2 separate regions of the Mus musculus genome follow, and region 2 is linked to region 1. A link is a loop called in an ENCODE intact Hi-C map of the cell type or tissue named here. Cell type or tissue: left cerebral cortex. All regions are shown on one strand. Each heading gives the region's core, and the rest is flanking DNA. Links, peaks and the distances in the headings are about the cores only.

Region 1 (7,098 bases), core at 2,923-5,422:
AAACTGTAAGCAATCCCTATTTAAATACTTTCCTTTTATAAGACTCACTGCGGTCATGATGACTCTTCACAGCAACAGAACACTGACTAAGACAAAACTAAATAGCGTATTCAGTTGAGTCAGTATCCTACAGAAATTGGTTTCTTCACAAGACTCAGAACTAGAATGCCCTTAGCACATTGTACAAGTCAAGGTTACTTGACACTATGTCACTTGTTGAGAATTTGGCTTACTATGCTTCCCCTTCTTGGATTAATGATTGTTCCTGTTCCATGATAATTAAACTATGATCATTTAGACTTGACTACTGTGTACCAAACTGTTAACTCACACTTTTTTCCTCCATCTTAGTCCTTTACTAAAGTGACATCTTTTTGTATGAAATGTATTAGTGAGAAATTCCTTCTGCAAGTTCTTTGGTAGTCCTTGCAATCTACTTCCATTTGTCAAATGTCACTTGATTCTAATTTAAATGAAATTAGACACTCTGTGTGTGTGTCTGTCTGTGTGTCTCTTACTGTCACTCTCAAAAAAAAAAAAAAAAAAAGCAAAAATAAATAAATAAACCAAATGAAATCAACACAATAACACAAAACCAAAATTCAAAACAAACAAAAGACCAATAAGACAAAAAAAAAAAAATCACAGAAATACCATTGAGTTTGTGTTGTGTTGGACAGCTACTCCTGGGCTTGGGGCCTGCCTTGGAGCATAGATAAAGTGCCCAGTGATAGTTTCATTAGGGAAAATCAATTTTCCCTTTTGACAGTGGGTGTCAGTTGCAGAATACTCTTGCTTAGGGTGTGGGACCCTGAACCCCCGCAGGTCTTATGCAACTGCCAAGGTCTCTGTGAGTTTACATGTGCACCAGTCCCATTGTGTCTGCAAAACACTGTTTCCTTGGAGTCATCCATCCCCTTTGTGTCTAACACTTTTCTACTTCATTTCCCAGAGCGCTTCCTGACCTTGAGGGGAGGGATTTAATCTAGACATTCTGTGTAAGGTTGAGTGCTCCAAAGTCTGTTATTCTTTCACATTGTCCACTTGTGGGACTCTGTGTTCATTTCTATTTACTCCAAGAGGAAGCCTCTCAGATGTTGGCTGAGTGAGGCCCTGATTTAAGGATATAGCAGTATGTCTTTAGGAGTCCTTTCATTGCTAGCAAACTAATTTTTCTGAGCACTGAGTTACTCTTCAGGCATGCCCAATACTTTCCAGTGACTTTTAAAATAAGTTACTATACATTTTCCCCTGAAATTTTCCTGTTTCAGGTATTTCAGAGCAAACATCCTTAATTACATCCAATAAAAATTATAGGAAACAAAGCAGCTAGATGGAGTCTAATATAAAGGAAATAAACATCCTTTATGCAAACACACAGTGGCTTTTTACTGTTGCAAATACCCATGGAATTATAGACCATATGATACATTAATTAATTAATTAATTAATTAATTAATTATATGTACATTGCTGTTTTATCTGCATTTATACTGTGGGGGGTGTCAAATCACTTGAAGCTGTATTACAGACAGTTGTGAGCTGCCATGTTAGTGCCGGCAATTGAACCCAATACCTCTGGAAGATCATCCAGTACCTTCAGCCACTGGACCATCTCTCTAGCCCCAATACATTTACTGTTTGTTATGTTAAAGATTTACTGTTATTTTTATTTATGCTATGAGTGTTTGTATATGTGTTTGCCATGTATATGTGTACATTCTCTCCCATGAGAAAAGAGCATTGGATCCCCTGGAGCTGGAGTGTGGGCTGTCCTGAGTTGCTCAGTGTGGGTCCCCTGGAAAAGCAGAAAGTGCCCTTAGCCACTACTGAGCATCTCTATATGTATACATGTGCTCTTGTACATGTGTGCTCTCTCACGCGCGCGCACGTGCGCGCGCATGCACACACACACACACACACACACAGAGAGAGAGAGAGAGAGAGAGAGAGAGACTCTCTTATGTACTTTGGGTAGTATTAAATGACTTTTTTTAGACTTTTGATTCCTTCCTCTTTCAATCACATTAATTGTGTACATGCTTCAAATTTATCATCTGAAGTTCCTGTGGTTGAATTTTGATCTTTGTTCCTTCAGTAGATAATCCTTAGTGAAATAATTTCTCCTGTCCAGACCCCAGGTCCAGTTAATAATGTTCCTCCCACTGGCTTTGCAGCTAGATAGGTTGTTCCCTCTCTGCACATTCCCTGAACCAACAATTTTATTTCCCTTAGCCCAGTTTTGTAGCATTGTGTGTGAAGTGAAAGTTTGATGATCTTACTCCCCAACGCAGTCAGCTCCCAAGCCTGGAACTGCCACCTTCATTTAATTTCCAGAATTGACTAATGCCTTCCCATGCCTCACCTCCTGACCAGCTGTCAGGGTGCAGCGCTGTTTCCTAATCCAGTCTCTTTTCTCCTTCCTTCTAGCTCCTGTGGACTGGATGTATTTCTTTCTGAGTCTGGCTGTGCATTTTAAACACTGCTCCCCGTGCTTTCCCCCCAGTACTTCCAGATGTTTATGGCGGAAGGATTTTCTGTGTCTCTGGTCTGTCTGTCTGCTCAACACAAAAGTCCCACTGTTTTGTCACTTAGCACTGGAGCCCTCTGTGCCACTTGTCCTTCTCACTGTCCCAGTATCCCTGGAAATAACAGCTGCCCCTGTGTTCTCCCTCCTGTGCTGAAGTATGCTAATTGAAGGCTGAAATGTGTGGAAAGTGATCTCCTTGTTTGAATTTCCAAGTTGAAGTGGATACTCCTAGTGCACAATGTCAAGGACACTTCTAGCACATAGTTTTATACTTTAAAAAAAAAAAAACTTTGTCTTTATTCACATGACAGTGGCTCAAGGACATTCCTGGTTCAATTTCAAATCCAATGTTTATTTTACAATTTCGTTAGAGGTAATGTGAGGTCATGGAAGTAGCAGCAACTGGTGTGAAGTGACCTGAAATGGACATTGCACACTACAATGGGACCTCAGTGAAGCCACTCTCCCTGGTGCTGCTGCCATTCCATGTGAGACTAGCAAGCTGTGAGGGTGTCAGTGGAAATCTGCAACTCATAACTCCTTTGTTATCTTCATCTACCTACCAGCTGGAAGCATTGCACTCTGTTTTTAAATCTGTAAAACACTAATTTAAAAGCCATTCATAAAAATGGAATTAAATGGCAACTCAGTGAGGTGTTTGTTGTTTGTCTTTTTGCAACTCAGGAAAGAGGAGTCCTTACATAGGTTACATTAAAAAAAACTAGGCAAGAAAGTGGGCTAATGGGATTGCAATATGGGTCTATTAATTGTCCTTGTAGGTTTGCAGGTTACAGGAAATGAGCTATCTGACCCAGCACATAGTTGGAGGAATTAAATATAGTTCCCAAAGCTTGTAACTAAAGACCTAACCATGGCATCTAAATTCTTACAGTTTTTCACCATTTCAGAACACTCTCCATATCTTGTCTCCTCTCATTTTAACACCTGACCTTTGTCAAACAATCCAATGAAGCCCAGAAATGCTCAACAGAAGTCACTAAAGAAACTGAGAATCCTGGCTTCCCCATGAGCCAAGACCTAATTGCAAGAATTCTCTCTCTCTCTCTCTCTCTCTCTCTCTCTCACACACACACACACACACACACACACACACACACACACACACACACACACAGAGCTCTCCTCCTAGTGAGAATTCAGGTAAGGACAGCTGTTGCTCTTCCCGCCCCCCACCCCCCTTGGCCTTGTAGAACCTTTAACATTTCAAAGGTGAGTCACTCTTTCCTTTTTTCTTTTCAGATTTAGCTAGGTCCATTTTGTGCCTGTGATTAATGAGGTCATTTTTTTCTTTAATTTGCTTTAATAGCACTAAATGACCTCAAAGCCTGTGGTACACTTTCCTCGACTAGCACAAGCAGCAGTTTTTTAGCCTCTCTCTAGAGGACTGGAGTTGTTCCTAGGGAAATGTACCTCCCACAGACTTCCAGTAGATGGCAGGTACAGTACTTCCAACCTCTCACGATGTGAAAAAACATCCAATCGCTCATCACATAAAAATAGATTGTTACTGTGTTTTAATCTCAAGTGCAATGGAAGGGAGGGAGGAAAACTCCTGTTTATGGATCTAGCATTATATTATCATATAAGTATCTGCTTATTTTTGTCTTCTACTAAAAATACAAATGCAACAAATGAAAATATATCTTTATCAGGGAATGCCTGTAATTCCAGATTGCAAATTAAGCACTTAAATGTTGAATAATATAATCACCATGTTATAGGTGTTAATTAAAGTGCTTGGTGAACAAAGATACATTTAGCAATTTTTAAATATAAATTTTGGAGGATGAGAAACTATTGTTTTATGACAATTAGACAGTTCTAATCTGCTTCCATTTACATTTTACTTATTCTCCTTTTAAGCCAGACTCATGGATGGCGGGAGTACAAATGTAGATGTGTACATGCGGAGATAGACATCCCAACCATCCCTTCACTTTCCATGAATAATTAATCTCATGATGATTTCTCCCACTTACTATAGATATGAATTTCTTTTCAGTATATTCAGAAGGAAGTTTCTGTCTGTAAGCTAAGGTAAGAAAGAAGGAAGCTGACCTCGGGTAGATAAAAGCATTAGGATGATTTTCCTTGAAACAGGAAAAAGTTTGTTCTGAAGAGGGCCACTGTAAAAGCTGAAAAAATACTGTATCACCCATTTATATACAAGCTTTCATTAAAAGTACATGCATATTAGCACATCTAAAATAGTCAGGGCTTTCAGACATGCCAGGCTCATGCAGTGAATCCATCCATTCACCCCTTCATCTCTTATTCATCGATTATACACTTAATAATAAATATAACCATTTTTTGAGAAGAAGCCAATCAACTTAGCTTACAGTTTAAGAGAAGGACAGACAAAATGTAAAGAAAGTAGTCAACTATATAATGTTATGTTGGGGAAGTTCAAAGATCCCGAAAAGTTCCAGAGCTACTATTTTGATGGTGTTTCAGTCATATTCATCTTGTGTGTGAGCAACTTATGTGTGACATAAGTATGATGGACTCATGAAGTCATGGTATATGGTTTAAAAACAGGGACATGCTAATTACCCTCTTTTGTTCATTACAGGTTGTATTTTGGGGGTTTGTTTGTTTGTTTGAGACATGTTCTCTCTAGTTAGCACTGGTTGTCTTGGAACTCACTTTTTGTAGTCTAGGCTGTAAATGTTTGCCTTGTATGTGCAAGGAGTAAAGGCGTGTGCTACCACACCTGGCAAAGTCGAAAAGCTTACAACACCAAATTATAACCCAATTAGTTAAGTGTCAGTTTGAAAAACAATTAGCAATCCTTAAAATTAAAAAAAAGTTAAGAGACACTTAGTTCATTTAAAGCAGAATTGTAATCTTTCTTGTTTCTTTGGTATCTGTCAGAAGTTATTCTAAAATCTCAGAATATTGCCTCAAATCCATTCTGAAGTAATCTACTTTGGGGGCTCTCTGTGCTTCTTGTAGATGAAAGCAAAGCAAGACAGATTGAGCATGAAAAAATAGCTCCCATACAAATGCCAGCGATATAGCAGATCTCCTCAGGTGCTAGACTAGAGCAGGGCTCAGTGTCCACAGTGTTTCCCCTCAGGATTTGCCTTCTCTGACAATCTCTCCTCCTTTCTGCTCCATTCTTCTACTGAGAACTCTGTTTCCTTCCCTGGACCGCATAAAGACCATATGCAGCAGATTATTTCATCCTCCCAATTTCAGATTGAGCATCTCAAAGCCATTGAACTAAAATTTCCACACCCTTATTTCAGTCTTCGTTTGACTAGTTTAGACCCATCCAATCCAGCAACAAGGGAGGAAGTGCCCCCCACTTCTTATGACACTTAATAGTGGGAAGAGGTGAATCATGTGTTGGGAAATTATCTCCAGGTGTGTTCATTATACCCAAGTAACACAAGCCTAGCCAGTGTCTATGAAGTTGAGTAGATAGAGCTCTCCAACAGAGAATGCATTTGGTCCAAAAGGTCAGTTTGCTCTTTTGTCAGGTCTTCAGTCTCACTTGACATTTGCCTGCTCAGGCAGGCACTTCACCTGTGCTTCCTTGTGGTTACTCAAAGGACATTCAAGAATCAAATAAACATTTTTAGAGAAGCCTTACAGGAATCAAAACTCTGTATCCATTCCTCTGTTGAGGGACAACTAGGTTCTTTCCAGCTTCTGGCTATTATAAATAGGGCTGCTATGAACATAGTGGAGCATGTGTCCTTATTACATGTTGGAGCATCTTCTGGGTATATGCCCAAGAGTGGTATTGTTGGATTTTCTGGTAGTACTATGTAAATTTTTCTGAGGAACCACCAAACTAGTTTCCAGAGTGGTTGGACCAGCTTGTAATCCCACCAGCAATGGAGGGGTGTTCCTCTTTCTCCACATCCTCACCAGCATCTGCTGCCCCCTGAGTTTTTGATCTTAGCCATTCTGACTGATGTGAGGTTGAATCTCAGGGTTGTTTTGATTTGCATTTCCCTGATGATTAGAATGTTGAACATTTTTTCAGGTGCTTCTCAGCCATTCGATATTCCTCAGTTGGGAATTCTTTGTTTAGCTCTGCACCCCATTTTTAATAGGGTTACTTGGTTTTCTGGAGTCCAACTTCTTGAGTTCTTTATATATATTGGATATTAGCCCCCTATTGGATTTAGGATTGGTAAAGATCTTGTTCCAATCTGTTGGTTGTCATTTTATCTTATTGGCAGTGTCCTTTGCCTTACAAAAGCTTTGCAATTTTATGAGGTCCCATTTTCTGATTCTTGATCTTACAGCACAAGCCAGTGGTGTTCTGTTTACACAATGGAGTACTACCCAGCTATTAAAAACAATGAATTTATGAAATTCTTAGACAAATGGATGGATCTGGAGGTAACCCAGTCACAAAAGAATGCACATGATATGTACTCACTGACAAGTGGATATTAGCCCAGAAGCACAGAATACCCAAGATAAAATTTGCAAAACACATGAAACTCAAGAAGGAAGCTCAAAGTGTGGATACTTTGATTCTTCTTAAAAGGGGGAACACAATACTCATGGAAGGATTACAGAGA
Region 2 (7,098 bases), core at 1,691-4,190, 160 kb after region 1:
CTTTCTTATATAAAAGCTAGGATATTTGAAGAAACCTTGTTACATAAGGATAAGTTTGTGTCACGGTCTAGCTCTGATAGGATAAGATATTTATGATTCATATTCTGTAGCAGTACAATTCTTGTATTCCATACAGACACGATAAACCAAGTTAATAGTTTCCAGAAGCTATTAAACCTCAAGTTTATATAATGGTAGATAATGGCATCATTCCTCTATCTCTGCTTTACTAAATAATATTTATTGTATTTGGCTAGGCACTTATCACAAAAGGAATCTTAGCCCATAAATTGTATTCATTTTTCATTTTAGTCAGAAACATTAATATCATCCTAAAACATTACCTGAAATTAGTATAGGAATGTGACAGGAATGAGTTCTCCTTTAGGGTCTATGAGTCTGTAGCAATAGGCCATTAGCCAGGTTTACAGCATCTCCTATTAGTGGGCCTTAAATCCAATTAGACAGCTGTGGTACTCTTCAAGATGAAAGTGCAGCTATTAGACCATTGGAGATATCTTGCCTGGGCCCATCATCAGGTTTCAACACTAACCTTCTAGGTCCGTTCATTGTTTGGGGTTTGGTTTTCATCTCATTAGACCTTGCTTCAGTGCACTGAACACAGTGAATCTTGCCAGCTGTCTGTAACCCACTTGCTGTTTTTTTTTTTCCAGACCTTATAATATTAGAGGGTTGGAGGAATAAGGGTTCAGTTCTTGTCTCTGCTTGTGTATCTTTGGGAATCTCATTCAGTCTTGTGACATTAAATATCATTTACAGGCTGATGGCTACTAAATTAATGTCATTAGCCCAGAACTAACTACAAAACATTCAATTTTTCTATTTTGGAAGCTACAGGAATTTCTGCCTCCACATCCAAAGAATTTAATGAACAAGTTCATCTTTTTTCAAAAGAAAAAAAAAGTAGGCAGTCCTATGAAGTGACAAATAATTAAAGAATATAGTTAAGAACTTTCATATTGTTGTAATTAGTCACTCACACTAATTTCCATATTTAGGAGTTGAGGAATTTAAGATAGACAAACTAGAATCACTCAATTCAGGAAAGCACACCATACACATTTAAATGATTTTTATGCATACTTGTTGATTGCTATTTCACATTTAAGGTTATTTACCTAACAAACTAATTCATGCCAACATAATATACCCTGTAATCCTATTGGGAGATACCATTTAGCCAGAGAAATCATTTGCTTGTTTAGAAGAGTGTTACAAATATGCATATCACCTTTACTTATGAATCAGTACATAAAGGAAAGTATAGAATTTTTAATTAGGGAAAAACCAAGTATACTAATATAGCCAACTAACATTCATGAAATAATATGACTCAGTTATGTTTGTTCTGTTTTTGACTTTCCTTTTCACCTACCCACCAAAAAAAAAGCAGCTAATGTTAATCAGAAGTTGAGTTTATAACTAAAATATGCATTGTACAAAATACTGATTTATGTTTATGTAATTGTTTGCAGTAATGGTTTTAATATCTGCAACCAAGGAAACTCTAAAATAATTAACCATGATTCTGCACTTGGTAAATTCTGCTATAGCTTCCAGTTAGAATAGATTTTCTATTTGAGAGCAATTCCAGGCTGATTCATTCATTTGACCATTAAGTCACCAAAATGTTTCATTTCCCAGTAAGCACCACAAGTGCAGCTCATGCTGGAGAGAGGAAGATGTTGAGTTAGAGCCTCTAAACAGGCCTGTTGGTAAATGAGTATTAGGTGAGAATGAAGTGGCAACGTGAATCAGTACACATTGCTGTACAAAGGAGGCAACTGTAGAAAGGAAGGTGACTTTTTTCTTCAACTCTTTTTTATTCAGTAAGAATGACACTACTAAAATAGACTGGAGAATTAAATGTATGTATGTATGTATGTGTATATATATATATATATATATGCATATATATATACAATATCTTTAAATATATGAAATAAATATATGAAAAGATTTATTGTGTGACATTTCCTATCCTTCCTCTTTACTTACAATCTCAAAATATTTAGGAGTTTGATGTACTACTGAGACATTTAGCGTGTAGAAAATTGAAATTGAGGTAAATTTAAAGAATTCACAAAAATACAAAAGTACTATTGAATGGACAGATGGTCGTAAACATTAAGAAAATTAAAGTAATTTAAGTGTATCTCAAAGCTGAAGGAAAGTATCCATCTTAAGGATACCACTAAATAAATAAAGCCATTGTGTCGAATTGAATTACACACACACACACACACACACACACACACACACACACACACACACACGGATCTATTCTGTCTGCCTATCTCTCTGTCTATCATCTATGTTTATGAGTATTTTGCCTGCATGTATGTATTTGCACCATGCATATGCATGAGGAGGAAGTTTGGTCCCCTAGCACTGCAGTTACAGACAGTTGTAAGCTGTGATGCGGTTGCTGGAAACAGAACTTAGGTCCTCTACTAGAGGACTCTCAAGGTTTGAGCCCTATCACGAGGGCTCTACTTCATTTCTTTTTCAAGTCTAAGGAATTTTTTTTAAGTAAGATTGAATGAATGCTTATCTTTTACTACTTAACTCAGAAATACCATTCATAAAATGATTATTTGAATACAGTCCTGCTTCAGTGTATGATACCCAACTGTGTAAGCAAAAACAAACAAACAAACGAACAAACATCAATGGTTTTATGTTTTCAACTTCTCCAGAAAACACTGCATTGAGAAGATGTCCTTTATAGACTATGGGATGTAGGAACACAGTATCTTAGGACAGGTGAGGTCCTGGTAACAGATTGTGTTTACTTTAAGCAAAATGTAACTCATTAGATTCATCTGGAAGCAGAAAAAAGTAAACAGCGTCTTTGTCATTGTAGTCTAGATTATTTTAAATTTATAATCTTTTTTATTTCTTTTCTGTAGATAGTTTCTTCCTACCAGCATTTAAAAAATGACTACCGCATATATGAATATACAATCGGATGTGTCTTTAAGTGCAGTTACATTCTCTATCCTGAAGAAACACCTACCATTTAAGCCAAATTACAGTGCTCCCAGGAGCAAAAATAGTCTTTTGTTACTCCTATATATTTATGCATATTTTGCTTTTATTTTAACCACAAGAACTTTTTCCAGTTTGGCAGCGCTAATAATCAGCAGATTGTTAGTTTTTTTTTTTCATGTGTAGTGTAAAATCTGTTAAAAAGAACTTGATTTGTAGCTGTCTCTATTTTGCCATGTTATCTCCTTGAATGTTTAATGCATTTTATTTTGTGAGCAGATCTCACTGAGTTCCGGAACATAAGAAGAATGTGTGATTTTTTTTTTTTTTAAAGCAATGGCCTAACGTTGGCGCCACACTTACATTGGCTGTGTCCACCGCCTGCTAAGTGAACTTGAATTATTTGCCTGCCTCATGCATTTCATGCTTAGTGCCTCCTCTTCCCATGTACTGCTGTGCTCACACTTTGTGAGCGTCCCTTTTCTTTAGGGAACACACCTTGTCATTTGGCTCCTGTGATTCAGCATCACTCCATCCTGGCACTTAGGGTGTTTACAGAATGGCAGCTGTTGTCACTAAAATGGAAAAACTCTTCACTTCTTACTTGTGATGATCAGCGAATTTTAGTGTCCTGACTGAAGCGTTTCTAAGTACAAATGTACCCAGTACTGTTCTTGGAAATTTCCAATGTTTAAAAAAGTTCTTTACAAAGCAATACATGAGAGAAGCTGATGTTCAAAGCTTCAAGTGTCATCAATATTTTATAATTATACTAAAATATTTCTCATTTTTCTTAACTGTAAAATTGTAGCATGAAATTTGATTTCTTGAAAATCATTTTATTTTAATATTGTTTAATGGTTTAATCTATGTTTGGGATATAATTTATTTATGTTTGGGTTCTAATTTTATAAAAATTAGTTAAATTATTAAATAAGAATATTGACATTTTATGGCCTAGTTGGCCATCATTGGGAAGAGAGGCCCCTTGGTATTGCAAACTTTATATGGCCCAGTACAGGGAAACACCAGGGCCAAGAAGTGGGAGTGAGTGGGTAGGGGAGCAGGGCGGGGGGTGGGGTATAGGGGACTTTTGGGATAGCATTTGAAATGTAAATGAAGAAAATATCTAATAAAAAATTGGAAAAAGAAAAAAAATAAAAATAAAAAGTTTATACTTTTATAGTAGTAACAACCTTGTATTATGTGAGGAATTTTTTATGTGTAATTTATTTCATTGGGAGTAAAGTATGAGTACACTATCACTTTTGTAATCTATAACATGTGGGTTATATACATTCTGTTTATAGTGTGGAAGTTATAGAAAGTATACTTTTACAAGAGGTAATACTGAAGTGATTGGCCTTACTCCATTTTGTTAAGCTAGAACTTTGATATACTGCTAATGGCTTTGGTACAACCACTTTAGAAAATGGTCACATAGCACCTTGGTCAGGAGATATCTGAACAAGTAACACATATGAAAGAGCCTAGTAATTGTCTGGGATATGATTACGTCATAGTCCACTAAACCGGAATGATAAAAGAATGAAGTGGCCGAAATGACAGAAAGTTTTACTTGAGCCAGAAGGGTAAGTGTTAAACAATCGTTGTTCTTGTTAGAAAGCGCTACAGGTGTTTAAACACTATACACAGATCTGTTTGACTTTACATCGGGGTATGCATTCACTGAAACCCCACTTGCCCTGATTCAGGCCGCTGAGAAGCTCTACCTGTGACTGAATGCACTGAATGCCATGGCAGAAGCAGTAAGTGTGAAATGTCCTGATTGGAGGGGGCAGGCCTGCTCAGGTTACCACCCACTGTCTCGGTGGTTTCATGCATACAGAGCAATGGTGGGAATGTTATGTGCCTCATCATCAACCCTTTTCCTCTCCTTTGGACTGATGAGATGGACCCGCTGGCATCCATGATGAGCAGTCTCTGATAAGGTGGATGATGGTTAAGCAGCTAAAGTCACCAGGCCCTTTTGGTTGTTATTGCTGAAAATAGAAGGTTTTGCCTGGTCCATCTGATTGTATTTATAATATGACTTAAATGTAGCTGGTCTGGAGAAGAACGGTTCTGTGTTGAACAGCTGTAACTGTGTAACTGTCATTGCCATCACGGTTTTCTCCATCATCATTATCTTCTCATTGAATGGCTGCTATCTATGCTGTGCTCTGAGTCATCTTTACAATATCCACAGTATCTCCCAAAGAAACCCTTTCTAAAGCCCCTTTTTATGATTTCTATTTTCAAATGAAGCTAAAACTCCATTTTGTATTTTCATCCTGTATACCTCTACACTACCATGGTCACATTGGATCCCACAATTAGTAGATTCTTATCTCTGCCCTCATCAAAATGTAAGGCTAAAATCATTCGTTTATGAGAGCATGTAACTTAAATCTTCACACTGCTTGTCAAATGAATGATTGGGTAGCATGCGATCATGACCCTAATGCTGTCATATTCTGCTATGGATAATAGCCTGAGGTGCAGTCAGTCTATCTTCTTTAGAAGGAAAGTTATTCCATAGATAATTTCGACTTACCTGAGTGAAAAACAAATTATGAGCACTGAAACTGAAAACTAGCCTTGGGATGTGGAAATTGTGATACTGTAGGTAAGCTAACTCAGATTGGAATGCTGTGTTGTTGAGTGATTCTAGGATTGCTCAGTCTACTGATGAGTGCCCTAATCGATAGGATGCATCAGACTTTTCTGTTTTTCTTTTCAAAATGCAAGTGTAAATGCCTACAGGTATTTATAGCAGATTATTAACAGGTGCTGAGTACATAATAAACATTCTGTTATTTCTGACATTATGAAAATTAGATAATAATTAGGCTGTATCCAAAATGTACATCTTTCTCATAAGTTGTTCACTCAGCTGTGCATATATTATTAGCAACACGACTTAAAATTTGCATCTTGAAATACAATCTTATTTAGGTGGTGCTTCTAACTAGTGTATATCTTGACTATTGAGTAAACAGAAGAGTTCCAAAACCAAACAACAGAAACAAAATATTTTTAAACAAACAAAATTGTGTTTTGATAAAAATAGTTATTTAGTGGAAAGATTTACACTTAGACTCATTTCCTTTACCTAATGATACATACGCAATCATGTTTTTTGTTTCACTAAGGATTTTTTGGTTGTTTCAAGTAACACTCAAAACCCAGGGGAAGTCCTCAAAGCAAAACAGTCTGAGATAAAGCAAATTGCTCAGGATGCATTTGAGACTCAGAATGACAGAATTCACCAGACAAGAACCCTTGAGCCCAGAGCATTTGGCTATGCCACAGAGAAGGACTCTTATTGATCTTGTGGGGCTGAGGGCCAATCGGAACCTTTCTTCTCCTTCATTTGCAGTCATCTCAAAACAGGGAGGCCTTTGTTTTCCAGCTGAACCACGTATCATGATATAATGTTGTAGGCAAATATGCCTTGAAATAGCCAGTAAACTAACTTTGGCATAAATATTATTTTATCAGCTTACCTCTGAATATACAAATAATATGGTTGTTTCTGAGAAGACAGGAGAAAACATTTTAAAGAGGAAATCTGAAGGTATTACCTTTTGGAAGTATGAGGAAAGGTAATTGCATAACTCAGTGCATTGTCAAAAAAGATTTACAAGTGTTAGATAACATTGTACTCTTTTAAATACAGTTTAGATAAAATCTGTGGGTTATTTCCCCTCACTTTCTAAGTTGTTTTAATGTTTTCTATGGTAATACCATAAAAGTGTTCTTATGTGGTACTATACATGAGTATATAAAATATGAATTTAATATTCAAAATGTTTCTACTTTATCCCCAAAATTGACAGTTGTCATTTGGATCCTTATGTAATTTTAGACTTCATTTGAAATAGTTTTACCCATTACTGCAGTTCACAGGGTTCCCACATGTGCAAGGTAGATTATGGCCTTTCCTCCTGTTACTCTGCCTTCTATCTTCCAGTGATATGAACACTAGTCAGGAGGGAGGAGACCCTCATTAGTATCTGCTTGATTTCTTCACATGGCCCTGTGACCAATCAATGTGCATATGGTATCTGGGGCATGGTAAGT

The links. Hi-C counts contacts between places; a loop is a spot of excess contacts. Peaks named below come from ENCODE experiments on the same cell type or tissue, not always from the same donor. Only the 100,000 strongest peaks of a DNase experiment are listed, where the experiment ranks them.
Region 2: it touches region 1 in a loop (2.2-fold over the local background); 2 of 42 quality-filtered maps call a loop at or near these places.

What each region holds. Positions count from the first base shown.
Region 1 is chr12:50,694,563-50,701,660 of GRCm38, reverse strand. No RefSeq gene overlaps it. Among named protein-coding and RNA genes, the nearest start is that of Prkd1, 49 kb to the right of the region's middle. In left cerebral cortex, for the core only: a CTCF peak has its summit at 3,976 (motif pointing right); DNase peaks (open chromatin) are centred at 2,961 and 3,978.
Region 2 is chr12:50,530,673-50,537,770 of GRCm38, reverse strand. All of the region lies in intron 1 of Prkd1 (protein kinase D1), which reads left to right. Among named protein-coding and RNA genes, the nearest start is that of Prkd1, 120 kb to the left of the region's middle. In left cerebral cortex, for the core only: a CTCF peak has its summit at 3,040; no DNase peak of the experiment used is centred there.